Linked DNA regions of Homo sapiens: region 1 is linked to region 2. A link is an interaction called in ENCODE POLR2A ChIA-PET data of the cell type or tissue named here. Cell type or tissue: Caco-2. All regions are shown on one strand. Links, peaks and the distances in the headings refer to the core of each region. The heading gives the core; the rest is flanking DNA. Region 1 has its middle 6.7 kb from the start of LPP-AS2. Region 2 has its middle 64 kb from the start of BCL6.

What was found. Peaks named below come from ENCODE experiments on the same cell type or tissue, not always from the same donor. Only the 100,000 strongest peaks of a DNase experiment are listed, where the experiment ranks them.
Region 1: POLR2A ChIA-PET joins it to region 2 with 5 read pairs; 4 of 35 experiments call an interaction of 5 or more read pairs at or near these places.

The regions. Positions count from the first base shown.
Region 1 is chr3:188,144,665-188,150,053 of GRCh38, reverse strand. No RefSeq gene overlaps it. Among named protein-coding and RNA genes, the nearest start is that of LPP-AS2, 6.7 kb to the left of the region's middle. In Caco-2, for the core only: no CTCF peak of the experiment used is centred there; a DNase peak (open chromatin) is centred at 261.
Region 2 is chr3:187,806,808-187,812,196 of GRCh38, reverse strand. No RefSeq gene overlaps it. Among named protein-coding and RNA genes, the nearest start is that of BCL6, 64 kb to the right of the region's middle. In Caco-2, for the core only: no CTCF peak of the experiment used is centred there; DNase peaks (open chromatin) are centred at 2,016 and 3,096; H3K4me3 peaks cover 189 bases.

The sequences.
Region 1 (5,389 bases), core at 261-5,260, 340 kb before region 2:
TGATAGAAGGTAAATACCCATCTGCTGTTGCCTCTGAGAGCCTAAAACCTATCAGGCCAAATGCCTCTAGTATGGTTTGCACGGACCTTCATAATTTGGCACCTACTTGTCCCTTCAGCCTCATTTCTTCCAGGCCTTTATGTGCCCCCACCCTCCACCCTCCTTCTAGTAGTTTTCCAAGCACATCTTACCTCTCCCTGCTTATCTCTGTTTGCATATCTTCCCTTTTCCCTCGGGAGTCCTCAGCCTTCTCTTTCAGATAACTTCAAGTGACGGGGCCTGAATGCAAGCAGACCAATGAGAGTTGCCCAGGCATTTGGAAGTAGCAATCAAGACTAGCATGGGGGCCAGGTGCGGTGGCTCACGCCCGTAATCCCAACACTTTGGGAGGCCGAGCCAGGCGGATCACCTGTGGTTGGGAGTTTGAGACCAGCCTGGCCAACATGTGAAACCTCGTCTCTACTAAAAATACAAAAATTAGCAGGGCATGGTAGTACACGTCTATAATCCCACCTACTCGGAAGGTTGGAGCACAAGTATCACTTGAACCTGGGAGGTGGTGGTTCCGGTGAGCGAAGATCACTGATTTTTCATAAGTGTGTTTGATCTCCTCCATGCAAATATAGGATTCTTTATAGTCGTCTTCATGTCTTGTTCATTTCTCTTCCCCAGCAGCCAAGGCAGTACCTGGCACTTGCAACCAAATGCACTCTAGCCTGGTTGACAGAGCAAGACTCTGTCTCAAACAAACAAACAAACAAACAAACTAGCATGGAGAGGGACACAAGAGAGAAATGTTTATGGTCCTTGCCTTACCCTAAATTACTGTGCAACCTTTTGGCAAGTCACTTCCTCTCTATTCTGAGTTTCTTTATCTATTCAATTGGGTTCTTAGATTTGGTGGTCTCTAACACTCTCCCAGTTTTTCAATTTGATGTTACATTCTACCCAGTGACCAAATTCATATTCCAGAAGCATAGTATGCTATGTCATACCGCAAATCTTGTAAACGTTCCTGATATGGTTTGGCTGTGTCCCCACCCAAATCTCATCTTGAATTGCAGTTCCCATAATCCACACATGTAACAGGAGGGACCAGGTGGAGCTAATTGAACCATGGGGGCGATCTCCCCCCACCTGTTCTTGTGATAGTGAGTTAGTTCTCATGAGATCTGATGGTTTTATAAGGGTCTTTCCCCTTCACTGGGCACTCATTCTTCTGCCTCCTGTTGCCACATGAGGAAGGACATGTTTGCTTCCCCTTCTGCCATGATTGTAAGTTTCCTGAGGCCTCCCAGCTATGCTGAACTGAGAGTCAATTAAACTTTTTTCCTTTATAAATTTCCCAGTCTTGAGTATGTCTTTATTAGCTGTGTGATAATGGACTGATAGGGTTCAATAATATCAACCAAATTAAGTTCATACCCTGCAGCTTCCCCTTCCTCATTTCATGATCAAATCCTGATGGCCTTTTCCAACTATAAGTTGTACCTCCAACACCCCCTCCTCCACCACACACATACACACACACACACACACACACACACACCACTTCCTTTACTTCCTGCCTCTGGGCTTTTGCACGTTTAGTTTTCTCCTCTTGAACCTAAAAGACTTTCCAGGGCCATCTCTGAATCTGCAGATTCTACATGTCCAGCCAACCCCCTCCCATTGCCCATTCCTTCCAAACTCCCTCCATTAATATGAAAATAACTTCTCTATTTTCTCAAAAAGATACCCATCTCATTATCCCAATGCATTACAACTTTTCATCAGTGTGTTTGATCTCCTCCATGCAAATATAGGATTCTTTATAGTAGTCTTCATGTCTTGTTCATTTCTCTTCCCCAGCAGCCAAGGCAGTACCTGGCACTTATAACCAAATGTCAACCAGTAAGTGAGTGAATGAGTGAATCACTCCTTCACTCAATGTGGATAGAAAAGCAACACAATTGATGCTGTCTCTCTGGAAGTTTGGTCATGTTTCTTTAGACCATGACTCTGAGCAGGCATCAGGAGGGGCAAGGGGAAGAGACAGGACTAATATTGGTCATTTGTTACAATGTGCTGTGTGTGCACTTTCTAGGCCTTCTAACGATTACCATACATAAATTGTATAAATTTTCCGATAACATCATTCTGCTACTAGAATAGACATGAAATTAAAGCCGTGGTTATTTTGCAACTTTATATAAACAAAATTTAAAAAGATACCTAAGGGCATCTTTTTTCAGAAATAACTAAGCATAAGTGACAGTTTTAATATTTTATGTATCCTCTTCTATAGTTGAACATAGGTCTTTTCCAAGATTATAGTACCAGTGTCATATACAAACCAGGCCTTTGGGTGACAGTGACTCCAGCTCGGCCCAATGAGCATCAGTCTTTTGAAAAGAGGTTAAAAACTTAACATGGTAAATAGTAGTGCAGGCTTGTAATGAATGCAACACTAAAGATAATAAAACAGTTTATAGACCGGGCATGGTGGCTCACACCTGTAATCCCAGCACTTTGGGAGGCTAAGGCAGGAGAATCGCTTGAACCCAGTGGGTGGATGTTGCAGTGAGCCAAGATCGTGCCACTGCATGCCAGCCTGGGGGACAGAGTGAGACTCCCTCTCAAAAAAATAAATAAAATAAAATAAAACAGATTATAAAAGGTTTGCTTACTCTCTCTTCTTCACATCTCATTGTAGAATGGAGGAAGAAAGTGAATGTAAAATGAAAAGAATGTATCATCAGACTTCCTAAATGAATGTTTTCTCTTTTTATTGAGTACTAGGTCTTTGATGTCACAAGGTAATTTCTTCATTAGCTTACAGGAATCAAATCAATATGGACAAACAATCATTTGTATCTGTCCCCTGAGTTTCTGCACAATGTTACCCAGTTTTTAGTAAGTGGCTATAATGTTTTGCATTTTGCCAGATCACAGGATCGGATTGTCTGAATGCATTTTGTTGTATCCCAACTCGGCCACCTGTACCAATTTAAAGGCTTTTGACCTCAGGTAAGTGCAGGACTTAGAAGAGATATGATCGTGCCTGGAAGCCTGTGAATCTTCAGAGATCAGGCAGAGCATTCTCACAGTGGGGGCCAGTCTCTTGTGGCAGAGATGTTGGTAGGCAGAGCTTTAATCCTTTTTGTGTTCACTACCAATGAAAAGTTTCAAAGAGGCTCAAACAACAAGGGAGACAACTTATGCCATCTTTTTTGCTCTAACAACAGGTTATTACTGCACCTACTAGCCTTATTAGGCCTGGGAATACAGTGTTGAGAAAAACATTAATAGACTCAGTTCCTACCCTACATCCTAAAACAAAGATAATACATAGTACCAATTCCAAGCAGAGGAGTGTGTTGAGATAGCTTGGCTGAGACCTCCCAGGTGGACCACTGGATGGGCTGGATCCACCACTGCAGCTGAGAGGCTCCTTTGATGGTGATGGGGCAGGCAACGATGATCCTGGAGACACAACCGAGGACCCACTGGGGAAACACAAACATGTCATGAACATTTTTGTCTTCACACAACAACAGAAGCAGGAGGTAAAGGATAATGTCCAAAGGTTTGAGTTGCATGGAGCTGAAGAAGGTCTGCCAGTTCTTGATGAGCTCAGTACCTGGAATAGGCTTTAGGATGTGCCTTGCCTCATTCATGGCTGCAATCCACAGTCTCACTGACTCCCTGAGCATCACAGCAGATATTAGGTCAGTTTTAGATAAATAGAAAGAAGTCCATGATATATATCTATATAAATCTCTTTATATATACATATATTATATATATGTATATATATACATATATTATATATATGTATATATAATATATTATATATATGTATATATATACATATATTATATATATGTATATATATACATATATTATATATATACATATGTTATATATATTATATATGTCTTCTATATATACATGTATATATACACAGTTTAATTGAGGTATAATCTGCATACCATAAAATTCATTCACTTTAGGCAGAAGTGGTTTTTAGTAAATTTAGTAAATTTATGGAATTGCATAACCATCACTGCATTCTAATATTAGAGCAGTTCCATCACCCCAAAACGAAACCTTGCACCCATTTATAGTCATTGCCTATTCTTATCTTCAGACCCAAATATCTACTAATCTACTTTGTGTCTCTATAAGATTTGCTTTTTCTGGACATTTCATGTAAATGGAATCATAGAACGTGTGAACTTTTGCATCTGATTTATTCCACTTACCATGTTTTCAAGGTTCATTAATGTTGGAGCATAATGTATTAATACTTTTTTCCTTTTTATGGCCAAATAATATTCAATTATATGGATATACCATATTCTCTTTACTCATTCATCAGTTGCTGAACATTTGGCTTATTTCCGTTTGGGGGCTACAATGAATGAAGCTGCTGTGACCATTCAGGTACATATTTCTATGTGGACATATATTTTCATTTCTTTTGGTTACATGATATTTTAAAGTGGGAGAAAAAGCATAGATGTAATTTTTTAAAGGATTTGAAAGGGTATGCTTAATGTTATAAAAGTGATTGTTTTAAAGTGGTAGAATTATTTATTCTTTTTGCTTACCTAAATTTTCTAATTTTCTTACAATAAATGTGTCACTTTTAAATTTTCCTATGTGTCTGTAATAAGACAGACAATACAGCTTTTTTAAGACAAAAAAGCAAACACATATTTGGGAAGATGTGATCCCTTTTGTTTGACCTTGAATCTTCTCAGCAATCTATGCCAGAAGGTTTGTGGTGGAATATTATTTTGAAATATTTAATTAGATCTTTACCCGTATTTCTAGACCTTGGCTCTTTATTCACCCAACTAGCTAAGACAGTCTGTGTTAGTGCATTCCCAGGGATGGAATAGACCTCAAATTGAAGGAGGCTAGGTTTCTTTTACTTTCAGAATAAACTTAATTTTAATTGCATACTCCCAATTATAGAAAATTTTCACATTTTTGCTTTTGAGTTTGTGGACTAAAATTAGCAGACTTTTACAGGTTAACCAGTCTTTATTTGAGAATCATCAAACTCAACATCGCTCAAAATTGAATTCTCCCGGGCTCTGCCTTCTTCCCACTTCCCTGTCTCCTTTCATGGTACCCCAGCCTTCTTGTGAGGAGGATGCTCACAACCTGTGGTCATTCTTGACTTCCCTCTCCCTAACTCCTCATTCCAACCACTGGTCAAGTCTGGCTGATTCTACCCACAAATTCAATGTATGGGTAGGGAGAGAAGAGAGGCAGCGATTTTATTTCTTTATTTATGAAACAGAGTCTTGCTCTGTCATGGAGGCTGGAGTGCAGTGGCACAATCTCAGCTCACTGCAACCTCTGCCTCCCGGGTTCAAGTGATCCTCCCACATCA
Region 2 (5,389 bases), core at 258-5,257:
CTGAAAAGCCCTTCTATGGGTGAAGAAACTGAGACTCAGAGACAGAAGTGGCTTGCCCAAGATCTCCCACATGATTAGAGACAGTGTGAAGACTGGAATTTGTATCTTCCGATTCCTCATCCAGTAACAGCTTGTTGCCCCAGAGCCTTTGCTGACTCACCATGTAATCTTGGAAAATTCCCCTGACTTCTGTTTACTGGTCTTTCCATGAAACAAAAGATGGCGAGGATATCTCATGATCCATACCTCATGCAGATGTCAGTGGATTTGTTAGGACTAGGCTGCAATACACATTCGGCTCTGTAGAACTGGGCACAATCCATTAATAATTCATAAAAGACACCTAAGTATTACAAAGGGAAGTGGTTTGTCATTGTCAGATGGAAGGAACCTCCTTTCACGTGGTGGGGCAATTCAATGTTTTGCAGTCCATAGTGTACCCAGTGACCCTGCCTGAAGTCACTCAACCTCTCTCAGACCCACTGTACTCAACTGGAAACTGAAGATATGGCCAGAGTATCATTAAGTTTTCTTCTAGCCCTAATATTCTCATACTTTATCAGTTACTTCAATTTAGAACCCCATCATGGACTAACTGTACTTCCCAATAATAAGGATCCATAGCAGCTGAGAGTCACCAGCAAGAAAATCAAAGCAGCTAATGAGAATGAAATTGAAAGTAGGAAAGGAGTATAGATTTCTCTTTAAGCGTTGCCTATCTGGTCTAGAAATGTTACCATGTAAAGATACACTAAGATCTCTTAACATTGAGTAAGATTTCCAGTCAATGTTTCAGAAGCATTCCAGGTTTCCTGTCTCTCTTCTGTCGTGGGGTGAGCATCTTTCTATGGACTCAATCTATGGCCATGTATTGACAAGCTGTAATGAAAAGCCCGGATACGTGGATCCAGGCCAGGATTTAGGGCCAATTTTTTTTTGGCTTTATTTAATCTCACTTTCTCTGGGTATAAAAGACAGCATGGAAGAGAGCTATAATGCCTGGCCGGGGAGTTGCAGAGGCCTATTGTTGGCTGGCTATTTTAGCCTTGGCCTTGCTATTTCCACTGAACCTCCATTTCCTCCTCTGTAAGACAAAGGGGTTGGTTAGATGCTCTTTACAGTTCATTTAAATGCTAGCCTTCCACTTTTTGGCTCTCCTGGGTTTTCAGAGCAGAGTCTCTGAAGGAAGCATCCTTGACCAAGTTTCGTTTCACAGCCCAGAGATCTCCATTCCTGTTCCCTCAGGGGCTTGGGCACAGGAATTGGGTTGAATCCATTTGCAACTGAAATCTGTTCACTGTAATAAGTATTTGTGTTCCAATAATTTTCTAACAGCTTGTAATAAATAAAGCCAAAGGCATTCCTCAAGGAACTGCAATTAAAGATGCATCCATGGTAGGGGGTGGAGGTAGCAGGGGATCTGGAGGAGGGAGACGAGGCTTTCTCTTGAAATCCTGCTAAGGACAAGCAGCCACAGCTCTGGTACCATAAAACTGCTGAACTGACAACGCTTTAATGGCATCACCTCTCACTAGTCTCAGTTTAATATGTTCCCTGAAGGAATCCTTCGTCTGTGGAGACAGGCATAAGCTGACACATTCATAGAGAGTCTTCTTGAAAATGAGCCTAATGAGTTTACTGTCACTTCAGACGGGTTGGAAAGTAATCTGTGGATGAAAGAGTTAAATTTCACCAGCTTGAGCTGTGCAGTGGGCAAGCCCCAGCTGAACATTTGAGGAGTGAACACGCAGAGATAGGCAAAGTTCTTCAGGTTCAAAGGCTTGTTTGGGAAAAGAATCCAAAAAGTTCAGATGCTTTTGCTGAAGCTTATCTGATTTATTCAAGCTGGGGATGGGAGAATGCAGAGGCATTTGTGGAGCTAACCAAACATAAGATGTGTTCTTGCTTTGCACTTTCTGCCTTAGCTTTTCGGCTTATGTGTGTTTTGAGGGGAAATCTAATCCACATGTTTCAGATCCTTGGTATTGGAATGCATGAAGGTGCTGGCTGGTCGTAGGGCAGCTCAAATGACTAGGTGATAAGTAAGCAGTATGGAGATCATCTGGGCAGAAATACACCAAAGAACGGAGAAGATCAGTCATTTCCCCAAGTACTGCTATTCCCTGGGGCCTTGTCATCACCTGGTAGGAGGAGGGACCATGCTGGAGTGTGCATGGGAGGTTTTCACAGCCAGGCCTGGAAGTGGCACAATCACTATTCATTGAGGCAGAGAACAAGGCTGAAAAATGCGGGGGTTCAGGAAAAAGAAGCAAAGTGACAGGACACCATATAGTCTGTGATCCCGTGCACAGCTTAGGGGACATGCATAAAAACCTGAATTTAGAATTAGAACACACAAGCTTGAATACTTGAGCAACCATAGCCTCAGTTTCCTCACCTGTGAAATGGATATTTTGATCAAGAATCCCTGCTTCATGCGGTTGAGAAGACTAAATGAAATAATGGTGATGAAAGTTTTTGGTTCTGTGCTTGGTGCAAAAAAAAATGCACTGAATAAATATTTATTTTTTATTGTTTAATTTAAGTTAGATTTAATGCAAATCCTGGTTCCTTTGTGTGTTCCCCAAACTGGTTTACCCTGTCTCCAACCCAAAAATTCTCATTGTCACTCTGAGAGCAGCAAGAAGTACATTCTCTCTGGAAAACAATATAAATTGGCTCACATATTTTTTTCCACGCTAAACAGCATGATTTCAAAATGCTGGAAAAAGCCAGAGCCAAAGTAAATTCCCCCAACCTTTCTCTCTCTCTCTCTCTCTCTCTCTCACACACACACACACACACACGTGAACTTTTAAACCTTGCAAATCAGACAAGTGAAAAAAAAAAAGAAAGAAAGAAAGAAAGAAAGAAAAAGCCCAGCCTTCCATTGCTTCACATCGTATATATATCGAGTTCACTTCACAAACACAAGGTGCACTGTCAGAAGTGCCTTCGGCAAAGTTTGTACTTTGCTTGAATTCTAACTTTTGTTTACCAAGGTAATAAACCAGTCCTCTGCTGCACCAGGTGTAAAGCTATTATGAAAAGGCATATTTGTATTTCACCCCACCTCAGATGTACGGTATGTGGGACATCCTGCACTGTAAGAGCAGCCTGGATTTATTTACAGAGAGAGGCGCTCAAGCACAGAGAGGAGTGTCTCCAGGCTGGTAAAGGCTGAACCCCTGTGAAGAACTGGTCATCTAATCTTCCTCTTTTCTTTCGGCCACCTGCCCCTTCAGGCAACAGCGCCTTCCCTCTTTGCAGCGACAAATCATCCAGCCTGCCAGCAACCCTCCAGGGGCCTTTGCAGTCTCTGTGTAGGCAAGTTACGTCTTCCTGAGTTTTTTGTCCTACATTTTCAACCAATCTATTATTGACAAGCCTTGTACAGCCAGATTACAGTAGGCAAATGCAGCAGCTGAGGAAACGTCTCCTACCCTGTGCCTGAAAATCTCCACAAGCTTTTCTTCCCCTTCCTTCACAGGACCTGGTCATACCCTGATGGGCTATCTGAGGCCTGGGATGGGTGGGAGGAAACTTTCACCCAAATCTCTGAGCTAAATGGCCCGGAACTCACTCTAAATCATCTACTGAAATCCTGGCACAGAAAGGAGGAAAGAATGTATGGAAAAGGGCAGACTTAGAATGCCAGGGCCATTAGCCCGGGCAAGTAGAAGAGCTGCAAAGGGGGTCCCTGCGCTGTTGTTGATTCCAGGAGAGTCTGGCAGACCACCCAGAAACTTGCATAAGGCACACAGCAGCAGCAGTGGCATCCCAGCTCAACACGTCGGCTGCATGACACAGGCAATTTTCTCAGTCCTCGGCTGGAGCCTGGAGCCTCCCATTTGTCTTCTGGGAGGTAATTCCAATTTCTTCAGAACTTTGAGTTCTCATATTTCCTAAGCCCCTAGTAGGTGCAGAAGATTCAGCCAGGGCACTAGCCCATCTTAGGCACTCAATAAGTATTCTTAAACAATGAATTGGGCCGGGCGCAGTGGCTCACACCTGTAATCCCAGCACTTTGGGAGGCCGAGGTGGGTGGATCACTTGAAGTTAGGAGTTTGAGACCAGCCTGGACAACATGGTGAAATCCCATCTCTACTAAAAATACAAAAATTAGCTGGGCATGGTGGTGGGCACCTGTAATCCCAGCTACTCAGGAGGCTGAGGCAGGAGAATGGCTGGAACCCAGGAGGGGGAGGTTGACGTGAGCTGAGATCACACCACCACACTCCAGCCTGGGTGACAGAGTGATAATCCCTCTCAAAAAAAACAAAACAATGAATGAATTCTAGCTTTATCACTTTAAAAAGTAAAATCTTGAGCAAAGATCCCTTTGTGAACTCATATTTATTATGTCTAAAATGGGAATTATAAAAGTTATTACATTTCAGAATTGTTGTTACAAATAAGAAGCAGGTGAAGAGCCCTTGGTAAGCTTGCAAGAACTGCACCAACATTGGTGGTCACAGGCATGTCTAACACCTCCTCATGCTCGTGCATCTTGACCATGCTTTGCCAGTCATTGTCTCCCTTACATTGCCTGGAAACTCAATGCAACACACATCCATTGAATGACTACTGAGGTTTAGGTACAGTGGAAAGCACAGAGTGTATAGAGATTGATAAAACATCCTTGTCCTCAGGGAGCTTAGTAAATGAAGAACGAGTGTTGGGAAAAGACATTTCATCACTGAACACATCATTATTAAGTGTGTAATAGTCAGTCATTCAATCACTGTTCATTGAGGGCTAATTATGGACCAGGTACTGCTCTTGGCATTGGGCATTGTTTTAGTTAGGGTAGCCTCATGTAATGAGTCAACACAGAACTTATTTCTTGCTCACATAACAGTCTTGGAGGAGAATGTAGGTTGCTGGGGCAACTCTCCTTCACTTAGTCATTCAAGAGGCCAGGTTTCTTTCATCTCGTCCCTCTACTACTCCCTGAGGCCTTGTCATCATCTGGTAGGAGGGGGGACCATGCTGGAGTGTGCATGGGAGGTTTTCACAGCCAGGCCTGGAAGTGGCACATATATTTCTACACATGTTCCATTAGCTGGAACTCAGTCACACCTAACTACAAAGGAATCTGAAATGAGCCCTGCTCTATTTTCAAGAAAAAGAAAGATTTTGGTGAACATCTAACTGACTGATACAAGGATATAGCAAATATTAAGATCATGCTCCTATCCTCAAGGGGCTTACAGGTTTGGGAAGGTTATGCTACATAAATAAACACATAACCAAAATCATCTCAGGTATCATGAGGAAAATAAAATAAGGAAATGTGACTGTCATTTAAGCTGAAGGGGGCCTTTCTTAGATGGAGTAAGTGGTCGCCTAACTAAATAACAGTCGAGCTGACATCCAAATGGTGAAC